2 separate regions of the Homo sapiens genome follow, and region 2 is linked to region 1. A link is an interaction called in ENCODE POLR2A ChIA-PET data of the cell type or tissue named here. Cell type or tissue: MCF 10A. All regions are shown on one strand. Each heading gives the region's core, and the rest is flanking DNA. Links, peaks and the distances in the headings are about the cores only. Region 1 holds the start of LOC124904427 (a long non-coding RNA gene). Region 2 overlaps IL6R (interleukin 6 receptor).

What was found. Peaks named below come from ENCODE experiments on the same cell type or tissue, not always from the same donor. Only the 100,000 strongest peaks of a DNase experiment are listed, where the experiment ranks them.
Region 2: POLR2A ChIA-PET joins it to region 1 with 5 read pairs; 3 of 35 experiments call an interaction of 5 or more read pairs at or near these places.

The regions. Positions count from the first base shown.
Region 1 is chr1:154,626,054-154,632,611 of GRCh38, reverse strand. LOC124904427 (a long non-coding RNA gene) reads right to left here and starts at 4,656. Exons shown (of 2, transcript XR_007066635.1): 1 at 4,545-4,656; 2 at 216-1,054. It also overlaps a transcript of ADAR not described here. RefSeq lists an enhancer at 4,744-5,529. In MCF 10A, for the core only: no CTCF peak of the experiment used is centred there; a DNase peak (open chromatin) is centred at 4,611.
Region 2 is chr1:154,417,675-154,422,674 of GRCh38, reverse strand. The region is part of intron 1 of IL6R (interleukin 6 receptor); the gene reads right to left. Among named protein-coding and RNA genes, the nearest start is that of IL6R-AS1, 14 kb to the right of the region's middle. RefSeq lists an enhancer at 3,949-4,462. In MCF 10A, for the core only: no CTCF peak of the experiment used is centred there; DNase peaks (open chromatin) are centred at 2,274, 2,954 and 4,204.

The DNA.
Region 1 (6,558 bases), core at 1,559-6,558:
ATGGAAGGAAGGGGATAATTATAAGAGCAGAACTAGAGATAGAAACGAAATAGAAAACAGGGAGAATCAACAAGGACAAAGTTGGTTCTTTGAAAAATACCAACAAAATAAATAAACCTCTGCAATGATTTATCTAAGAAAAAATGATAAGAAGTTAAAGGCAAATAATTTTTATCAGTCAGTTTTCACTATAATATGCTTTGGTAACTACAAAATCCCAAATCTCTGTGTTTATTTCTTATTTGCTATATATGTTGACTCTGCTGGGCTCTCCTCCACATGTATTCTTCATTCTGGGGTCCCCAATCACGCACATGCCATTCTCATGGAAGAGAGAAAAGAGCAAGAAAGCTGGTAGAAACATGTACGATATCTTTTAAAGTTTCTGTTCATGTACGATGATCAAGCCCATTGACAGCTGGTTGGGTATGCATTCTTCTGTCACAAGAGTCACCTCAAGTCACATAGCATTAGGTAGAAATGTATAGTCCTCTTATAAGAAAAGGAACAAATATTTGGAGAGCAATAACACAGTCTACCACAAGTAATATTATAAATGAAAAAAGAGCTATAAATACAGCAGAGATTAAGAAGATAATACAATCAATAACTATGCCAATGAGCTTAAACCCTTAGATGACATGGAAAAAATTCTAGAACCTATTATTTTATTAAACTGACTCAAGGAGAAAGAAAATAATTGAACAGTTTCATAACTATTAAATAAACCAAAGTCGTATTTTACAAACTTCACACAAGGAAAATACCCAGCCGAGATGGTTTTGCTGTGCTGTTCTGTTCTGTTTTGTTTGGTTTTTGTTTTTTGGAGATGGAGTCTTGTTGCTCAGTCTGGTCTTGAATTCCTTGCCTCAAGTGATCCTCCTGCTTGAGCCTCTCAAGTAGTTGAGATTATAGGTGTAAGCCACTGCACCCAGCTCCAGACAGTTTTACTGGTGAATTCTACTGATGCTTGAAAGGAAAATCACTCCAATCTTATTAAAATTCTTCCAGAGGATACAAAAAAAGGGAATACTCCTTATGTCACTTTATGAGCCTTGAAACCCAAACAGATCAAGACAGAATGAGAAAGGAATATCACAAGTCCATGTTTTTCATAAACACAAACGCAAAAATCCTACATAGAATATAACATAGACATAGAATATATAGAGCACAATAGCATATAAAATTGAGACTTTATGGTCCAGTTGTTTATCCTAGGAATGCAAGGATAAGTAGTTTAATATAAAATCTATAAATGTCATCTACCATATTAACATATTAAAGGGAGAAAGAAATTGTGTGATGATTTCAATAGATGTAGAAATAAATTAAATTCAAATCCATTCAAGATTTTTAAATTTTATTCAACTAGGAATAAAAGGTACCTTCCTTAACCTGATAAAGGAGATTTACAAAACGCCTACAAAAATATCATTCTAAATGTTTTATCATAAAATATACAAAAATAATACTAAGTTTCCCTTTCGAATATCAAGAGCATCAAGAATGCCCACTATCACCATTTCCAATAACACTGTACTGGAACAATGCACTGCCTTCTCCCCCAAACCAGTGTAACACTTTTTTTTTTTTTTTGAGATGGAGTCTGGCTCTGTCGCCCAGGCTGGAGTGCAGTGGTGCAATCTCAGCTCACTGCAAGCTCTGCCTCCCGGGTTCACTCCATTCTCCTGCCTCAGCCTCCCAAGTAGCTGGGACTACAGGCACCCGCCACCACGCCCGGCTAAGTTTTTGTATTTTTAGTAGAGATAGGGTCTCACCATGTTAGCCAGGATGGTCTCAATCTCCTGACCTCATGATCTGCCCGCCTTGGCCTCCCAAAGTGCTGGGATTACAGGCATGAGCCACTGAGCCTGGCCAAACCAGTGTAACACTTTAAGATAGATAAAAAGCAATAAGGGTTGGGCGTAGGAAAGGGGGAAACTGGCATTATTTTCAGATAATGATTGTTTACATACAAAATCCAAAAGAATCAATAAATAAATTACTACAAACAAGAGTTTAGCATTGTGGCTGGATACAATATCAATGTACAAAAATCAAATTTATTTCTATATGATCATCAAAAAATTAGAAAGCATATTTTTAAAGGACATCACTTATAATAGCAACAAAAACTACAAAGAATCTAGGAATAAAATCCCCAAAAGATGTGCAAGATCTGGACAAAGAGAATAATAAATCCAAATTAAAGCATTAATGAAGACCTAATAAAAAGAAAGTTATCCCTTGCTTATGGAAGACTCAGAATCATAAAATGTCAATTCTCTCCAAATTTATATATTAGTTATTTATTATTCAATGCAATGCCAACAGGTTTTTGTTGTTGTTACTGCTGCGTGTGTGTGTGTGCAACTTGTTTGTGTGTGCAACTTGAGATGCTTGCCTTAAAATATGGGAAAACTAAAGACCAAGCATAGCCCAAAAAAAGAAGATGGATGAAGAATAAAAGGGAGATTTTGCACTACTAAATATCAAGACTTTTTATAAAGCTGTGGTAATTAAATAATGTGGTGTTGACATCAAGATAGACAAATTTTCCAGTGGAAGAGAATAGATAGATCAGAAATAGACCCATAAGTAACTGGAATGTTGATATATAACAAAGTTGGGAAAGGTGGGAAAGTTGGGAAAGGTGGGGCTAGTCAATAAACAAACCTGGGGAAAAATAAAGGTCATTTGTATGTAAAAAGTAAAATGGGATCCCTACCTCACACCATATACAAAAGTAAATTCCAGAGAGAATAAGGATTTAAAGATTTTTAGGAGTAAGAGTAAGTGAATAAATATTAGGGTACGGGGAAAAGAAAAACAGGATAAATATTAATAAATTCAAAGTTAAGAACATCTACCAAAATAGAAAATGAAAGGATACATATGGAAGGATAAATTTGCAACACATATAACTGATGAAGAATCAGTGCCCTAAGTTTGTGAATAATGTAGCAAACAATCCACTAAAACAATAATAAAAGACTCAAACTGACTGTTATATAAAGAGCCAAAGATGGCCTCTGTATCTGGGTCCCTGAGTTGTTTATTTCTTCACAGCAAGCTGGTATCTATTATCTCAAAAGCCTTTCAGCACCTAACTCAAATGTTTATACATCCAGGCATTTTAAATATAACACAACTAAGCAGATTTTTAGGCATTTAGAGCTGCTTGCCTGCTTTGTATACCTCATGAAACTGTGCCCAACATCTGTTAGTCATAGATAAGATAAATCTGTGGTTTATGAAGACTCCAATTTGCTGCTGCCCTTGGGAGCTTTCTGAAACAGAGACTTCCCACAGGCCGCTGAACAACATCACCTGGACATGGTAAGGCCACTCTCTTCTGGAAGTTTCCTTCTCTTTTCCCCTTTTGGATGGTTCCTCTCCACCCCCAATCTCTGGATCTTCTCATGCTGCCAAGGACTTCCCCTAAATACAAACCTGTCAAAGCTCACACAAATAAAGCTTGAGTGTGCTACTGTCACCTCCTGGTCATATATTTTTTCTTGCTCAGCCCTAAAAATCCCTCAAATGCCCTACACTGACATTTCACAGAAGAGAAACTACAGATGGACAATACATATTTAAAAGAGATGCTTAACCTCAATAAGGGCAGTTTGAGACCATGCATTAGCAAAAGCCAAGAAATCTGAGGTGTTAGAGAAGATGTGGATGCTGGTAGGAGTATAAACTGGTACAACCACTTTGGATAAAAATTTGGTACTATCATATAAAGTGGAATACTGGCATTCCAAAGTCCTATCAATTTTATTCCTAGGTAAATACACCCAAGAGACATTTTTGCACAGGGGCACCAGAAAGCAATGCTGATTTCCAACACTGTTGGAAAGAGCAAAAGACTGGAAATTGCACAAAGACTTGGCAGCTGGAGAATGGATAAATTATGGTACATAATGGATTTTTATGTAGCAGTGAAAATGAACAAAATGTAACTTCGGTCAATAAAGATGAGTAAAGAAAAATGTACCAGGCCCAGGCCTCTAGATGAGAGTTTGGAAATACACACAAAACTAAGAAAAGTAAAAATACATTGCTTAGTAATATATATAAATGTGAAAAGAAATTAAAGCAATATAATAGTTGTGTAAACACAAATTCAGGATGGGAGTTACTTCTGATGGAGAGGCAGTGGCACAAGATGGGGACCACTTACAAGCTGATGAAAGTTAATTGATAATATTTTAGTTCTTGGTTAGCATGTCAAGTTAAAGAAGGTGTTCATTATATTATTTTAAAAATGAATTCGTTTAATTTAATTTAAACGGGCCATTCAAAGACTACTGGTTATAATGTATTATTGGCTAATTCTGTGGTCTTTTTAAAAGAGGATTGTACCTACGTATCTTCTCAGGCCTTCCGGCCCAACCACGTTATAAATGACTAAGGAGTTCAATCAAGGCCATGGGCAAAAATGCAGCATCCTAAACCCATGTACCTACTCCCCACTGTACCCAAAACAGCGGCATTAACACAACGTAAAAAACCAAGGAAGACGTAGCAACAAAAACCTTAATTTCCTAGAGCGCAAACAAAAGAGGTTGAATCACGTGGTTCTTCCTCCCACGCCCGGCGCGCCAATGATGTCACCAATCTGCGACCAGACCATTGATTCCCGACTGAAGGTAGAGAAGGCTACGTGGTGGGGGAGGGTGGGGGGAGGGTCGCGGCCGCACTGGCAGTCTCCGGGTGTCCGGCCGTGTCCCGAGGAAGTGCAAGACCCGGTAAGAGCCTCTGTCCTTCTCGGCTACACCTGCCTGGGCTGGAACGCGCGGCCCATGCGGCCTCTCCAGTCTCTGGCGTTGATGTTAGAGGAAGCGTGGGGGCGCCCCGGCAGGGCACTGAGGGTGGCCGCAGGGCTGGGTGGGGACGCAGCTGGTAGGGGCACAGTGGCCGGTCTCGGCAGCCTTCCAGGAGGCGGACGCCCGGGCCGGTGTACTTTTGTGCGTGTGTGCGCGCCCGTGTGTGCGCGAGTGTGGGCGGCAGAGGCTGCGCACGGATGCTCCGGCGCTCGTGCCAGCCGGAGCCCAGCAGCTGGGTACCAAAGGCCCAACAGCTGGGTACCAAAGGCCCTTGTTTCCCTCTCGCCGGCTCCCCCGCCTCGGAGAGTGACTGGAGAGTGAGCTGCCTGGGACTCGCCGCGGTAGGCGCTTTTGCTGCGCCTTCTACCACAAACTGCGTTAGGACCGGCCCTTTATCCCAGAGATAACATCGCCGCCCTGGCGTGCCTTCCACAGGGAAGGCGTAGGAGGCCACTGTGGAAAGCTCACTGCGGGGTCACGGCCGCCGCGCTCAGCCTGTCTGGCCTGGTGCAGGAGGCCTAGTTGCGTCACCTCCTCTTCCTTCTCTGTTTAGCTTGATTTGGGGGCCCCACTAGAGGGTAATCCGGCCCCAGGTGTTTCGTGTTGGTATCAGAGTTTGGGAAACTTGCCTTCCAAAAAGGGATACCTGTCATTGGATTTTGAATGTTGTGTGGAGGAGCCCAAGTATGCAATTAGCGGAGGGAGCAGAGTCTAGGCTGCCACGGGAGGAGACTTGCAAACAGAGGCCTACACAGTGTCTTGTTGCTAGAGAGGGAGGCAGGATTGCTAGAGCGGGTCATTGGGGGCAGAGAAGGCAGGGGCGTCAAACTGTCAGCAGTTGTGATGCCAACTTCTTTCTCCACCAGAGAAGCCTTGTTCCCATCCTTTTAAAGATCTCTTGAAATATCTTGGTCGTTATTTACAAACAGTTAGTGCTTGCTATATGGGAAAAAGGGAAATAGAGTGGAAAGGGGACATGAACTTTGGAGTCAGGTCTGCCACTTTGCAGCTGTTTGACATTGAATGAGTTATTTAACCTCTCCACTCCTACTTGGGCTTATCTACAAAATGAAGATAATTATATCTACCTTGCCCGAGGTGTCAGAATTCGAAGTGTCTAGCTATTATTAGTAAGGGCCCAGTACCCAGGAGCTTGGACTTGCTCCCTTGCTGAAGGTTTCCTATTGGTACAGCTGCTTGAGAAGCAGGGGAACTTTTTGCTATTTTAGATGTTTGCTATTCTGCCAGATATGATATGCAGACTTGGGGGTGGTAGTGGAGGGGAAATCTCAAAATCCATAATCTCTCTGCTGTACACTTCATTAAATTCTAGAACTGCAAAGAGGTGAAGATCTCACTTTAGGCCGGGTGCAGTGGCTCATGCCTGTAATCCCAGCACTTTGGGAGGCCGAGGCAGGTGGATCATGTGAGGTCAGGAGTTCGAGACCAGCCTGGCCAACATGGTGAAACCCCGTCTCTACTAAAAATACAAAAATTAGACCAGCATGATGGTGCACATCTGTGATCCCAGCTACTTGGGAGGCTGAGGCAGGACAATCTCTCAAACCCAGGTGGTGGAGGTTGCAGTGAGCCAATATCCACCATTGCACCCCAGCCTGGACGACAGCGAAACTGTATCTCAAAAAAAAAAAAACTCACTTTATTAATTATAGCTTCTCATTTTATTTTATTATTTTTCAATTTTATCCCGAGTAGCTGGGAT
Region 2 (5,000 bases), core at 1-5,000, 210 kb after region 1:
TGTCCGTGAGCAATTGCTCAGCATTCAGAGCCAGGATTGCAAGCCTATGCCTGTCCCTTCTTCAAGAATTCAATAATTTTTGTGCACCCATGATGTGCAAGTTCAGAAGTTCCTAATCCAGGAAAAAAAAAACTCCATATTGAAGCTACTGAGCATCTACAATGCACTGGCACTCCTTCCTATCATTTCCATATCGTAATCTTCTTTAAACCCCACAAAGCCCTAGAACTTAAAACTATCTGTAATACAGGCCAACCTGATATAAATGTCTCCAACATACTGAGGGAACTAAGAAGAGGGATCAATTATTCTAAAGGGGGAAGAGAGATTTTATTGGGGCCTTGATAAATGAGTGGGGGTTTGATAAGTGGAGCCACAGGGAGTTACATTCCATAAAGAGAGAACAGTATATGCAAGGCATTAAGAACTGAGTCACCAGGCGCCGTGGCTCACGCCTGTAATCCCAGCACTGTGGGAGGCCGAGGCGGGCAGATCACCTGAGGTCGGGAGTTTGAGAGCAGCCTGACCAACATGGAGAAACCCCATACTAAAAATACAAAATTAGCCGGGCGTGGTGGCACACACCTGTAATCCCAGCTACTCAGGAGGCTGAGGCAGGAGAATCACTTGAACCCAGGAGGCAGAGATTGCAGTGAACTGAGATTGCACCATTGCACTCCAGCCTGGGCCACAAAAGTGAAACTCTATCTCCAAAATAATAATAATAATAATTAAAAAAAAAAGAATTGAGAGTCACCAGGCATCGTGGCTTACGCCTGTCATCCCAGCACATTGGGAGGCTGAGATGGGAGGATCGTTTGTGCCCAGGTGGCTGAGACCAGCCTGGGCAACACGGCAAAACTCCATCTCTACCAAAAAACTCTAAAATTAGCTGGGCATGGTGACACATGTCTGCGGTCCCAGCTATCTGGGAGGCTGTGGCAGAAGGATCACTTGAGCCCAGGAGGTCAAGTCTGAAGTGAGCTGTGATTGTGCCACTGCACTCCAGCCTGGGACCCAGAGCAAGACTGTGTCTCAAAAAAACAAAAAACAGTGAGAGTTCTGGGGAGGGCTGGTGTCTGGAGTATCTGAAATGCAGTAAGGAGGGAAGGAAGACCTACAGGGGAACATGGAGGGTGTGAGCACCCTCAAAGAGATCAGGCCTGACTCCACAGGCAGGGGGACTTTTGGTTCCTCTGTGGCCCCTTCTGAAATGCTATGCCTTTGCAACCCAAGAGCCTGGGTTAGGTTGGAGGCCATCCTGTGCTGCCAGCTGGCCTGGGCAGTGGGGACCCATGTCCCTGCTCAGAAACCCAGGCGGTGGGATGGGGTTGGCAGGCATGAGCCAAGCCTGTCAAAAGTATGTGCAGGCTCAATGGCTTCCCCACCTCTCCCCACTGCCCCACCAACCTCCAGGACAGGAGCATTCCATTGCTTCTTGTTTCTGTTCTCTTCCAATCTCCCTGAGAAAAAACCGACTGTCCCCTGCCCCTCCTTGGCTCCTGTGCATCATGAAGCAGCGCAGAGGCAGGAGGGAGGAAGAGCACCCAAGGACTGCGCCAAGGCCAGGGTCACATACAGGGAGGGAGCAGCTTCAGCCCAGGCTAAGAAAGAATGGGATTCTGCAGAGAGGACAAGGAAGCACCTCACCTGGGACTAAGATCACAAAAGGAGGCAGTATTGCCTCCCGAAAACAAACCCCCAAGCTCCTCCTCAACAGTCAGTGTTGGTGTCTGGTCTGGTCTGGTCAGTTTAATCACTGACTATTAATTGTGTGGGGTTGGGCTGACACAAACGTACAGTCTGCCTTGATTTGTTCTTTAATATAAAGTACATCTCAGTAGGGTGCAGTGGCTCACGCCTGTAATCTCAGCACTTTGGGAGGCTGAGACGGGTGGATCACTTGAGGTCAGGAGTTCGAGACCAGCCTGGCCAACATGGTGAAACCCTGTCTCTATTAAAAATACAAAAATTAGCCAGGCTTGGTGGTGTGTGCCTGTAATCCCAGCTACTCAGGAGGCTGAGGCATGAGAATCGCTTGAATCCGGGAGGCAGAGGCTGCAGTGAGTCGAAGGCTGCAGTGAGCTGAGATTGCACCACTGCACTCCAGCCTGGGCGAGACTCCTTCTTGAAAATAAATAAATAAATAAATAAATAAATAAAATAAAATAAAGTACATCTCCACAAGCAGGAGGCCCCTTGGTGTAGAGGAAACAGCTCTGTGCTGTCAGGTGACCTGAGTTCTATTCCTGGTCTTGTGATGACTCACAGGCAGCCATGGGCACGTCACCGCCCCTGGCAGAGCCCACTGGCCTTCTCTGTGAAATGAGGATTCAGACTGTGACCTGTAGATCCCCCACAGGCCCCCACTCCTGCGGTCTAGCATCCCATGGCGCCCAATCATTAGCTCTCAGAGGGCAGGAAGCAAACAATACTCAGCTTGAAAACACATAATGAATCTATGGATTTATTATTTAATAGTTGATGGCTTTGGGAGAAGGATGATGACCAGATCATCCCAGTGCCCTCAGAAAAATGCTTCTTTCTCCCTGGAGAGCTCTAGGGGAGGGAAAATTCCCACAACCTCCCTTGCCTCCCATTCCTCAAGGGAAAGAGAGTTTAGGTCCTAGTAACTCCCAACAAGCAAGCCCATATCTCCCTGCCCCGGTGGCCTAGGATTCCCCCTCCCAGGGACACTGGGACCCCCACCATGGCCCAGACACCCTTTGGTCTGGGGACCCTGCAGCACAGCTCTGGGAAAGTGGGGTTCCTCCCCAGTTGGGACCTAAGTTTGGGTGCCAGGAATCCAAACAGCTTTGTTGTTTTTCTACTTTTTCCCCCTCTTCAAGTAAACTTGCAAATGTCAATAACCAGAGAAAAACACGCACACGGAGACACATATTTCTCAACTCTCTTGCAGCTTGCCGCAGCTCTTGCCAGCAAAAACAAGTTCAGCTTCCTGGCCCCGTTTATGTAAGCGGTGAACCAGCTGCCTGGCCTGCCACCGAGGACACAGGCTTGGCTCGTGCCTGCTAATCCCATCTCACCACCCCAGTTTCTGAGCAGAGACGCAGGTCCCCGCTGCCCAGGCCAGCTGGCAGCACAGGAGGCCCCCAGCCTAACCCAGCTTCTTGGGTTGCAAAGGCATAGGATTTCAGAAGGGGCTACAGAGGAAACAAAGGTCCCCTGTCAGCAATAATGGTCTTGATCTAAAAGTAGGTGGGTGCTGAGAAGCCTCCAGGAGAAGCCTGTGGACACCTTGTGTCCACATGGAAACAAGTATAGAATTTGGTCCCACGAGGGCTAGGACAAGTCCCAGTGCTCTTGGTCACCTGTTCTTGCATTCTCCATCTTTGGACTGAGACTGGCTCCTGGCTTTGATGTGATAATAACCATAACAATCATTAGCAACTGGGACACTTACCCTGCGCCCTGGGCTTTCCCTAAGAGCACACTACTCACAAAAAGTCTGCCAGGGAGGAAGTCTTGTCCCCATTTCATTGTTGAGGCAACAAGAGATCAGAGAAGTTAGGGAACTTGCCCAAATTCACACAGCTCATGCATGAGGGAATCCACGCTGGACCCAGATGAGCCTGGCCAAAGCCTCTCTCTACTTGGCCCAGGTACCTCTCCATGCTCCACCCCCAGCTCCCTTCTCTGGGCTCCCCACCACCCTCTCTCTCCCCCTCTCCCAATTTCCTCTCCTCTTCCCTGCTCTTCTCACATCTTTCCACCCTTCAGAGGCCCAGGGAAGGGAATGCTGAGGCTTGAGGGGTGTGCACAAGGGGGGGTCAGCGCCATCACTGCAGCTGCCAACCTAATGGGGCACTGGGGACTCTCAGGAGCCAGGAGTCGTGCCCTTGGCCTTTCTCTCCCTTCCCCCACAGCCGCAGCGTGTATAGGATGAGTTAGAGCCTAAAACTGCCTCCCCTTGGACTCCAAATCTCGCGTCCTCCCCAAGTCACCCCACCATCTGGGCCCATTCATTTCTCCTTAACATTTCAGAGGGCACCCTCGGCCACTGTCCAGGAAGAGGCAAGGCCGCAGGCTACGGCAAGTCAAGGCTCCCAGGCTCTAATGGGAGGCCCAGCAACCTTCTCTGACTCAGCTCCCAGCCCCACCTGTCCGCAACCCCCTCTTCTCAGATGACTAGCTTTGGCTGGCAGGCCCCTGCTCCCTCCTCCCCCACATATGTATTTGTACTTCTTGTACCTGCTTGTATTTGTCTGAGTCAGTATTTACCTTGGCCTTGCCTTCCTCCCATCCACACGATGGACTGTACACTGCTGGAGAGAGGGTCTGGGAGGGAGGCTCCTTTGGACCCATAAACAGGTAATGCTCAATGCTGACTCAGAGACCCACGTGCGCGTGTGACCAACTCAGGAGATAAAACATCTAATCCTCCTCTGGCAGCATCAGAGATAACCACCTGGCTCCAGTCCAAGAAGGTACAACCTGGGTCAACTCTCAGAGATTATAAACTAATTAGAGGAAAAGATATCTAAGGCCATGTGCGGCAGCTCACGCCTGTAATCTCAGCACTTTGGGAGGCTGAGGCTGGCGGATCACCTGAGATCAGGAGTTCAAGACCAGCCTAGCCAAAATGGTGAAACCCCATCCATACCAAAAAATACAAAAATTAGGCCGGGTGAAGTGGCTCACGCCTGTAATCCCAGCACTTTGGGAGACAGAGAAGGTCGGATCACAAGGTCAGGAGTTTGAGATCAGCTTGGCCAACATGGTGAAATCCTGTCTCTACTAAAAATACAAAAATTAGCCGGGTATGGTGGCGGGTGCCTGTAATCCCAGCTACTTGGGAGGCTGAGGCAGGAGAATCGCTTGAAACCGGAAGGTTGCAGTGAGCTGAGATCATGCCACTGCACTCCAGCCTGGGCAACAAGAGTGAAACTCCATCTCAAAAAAAAAAAAAAAAAAAAATTAGCTGGGCATAGTGGTGCATGCCTGTAATCCCAGCTACTCGGGAGGCTGAGGTAGGAGAA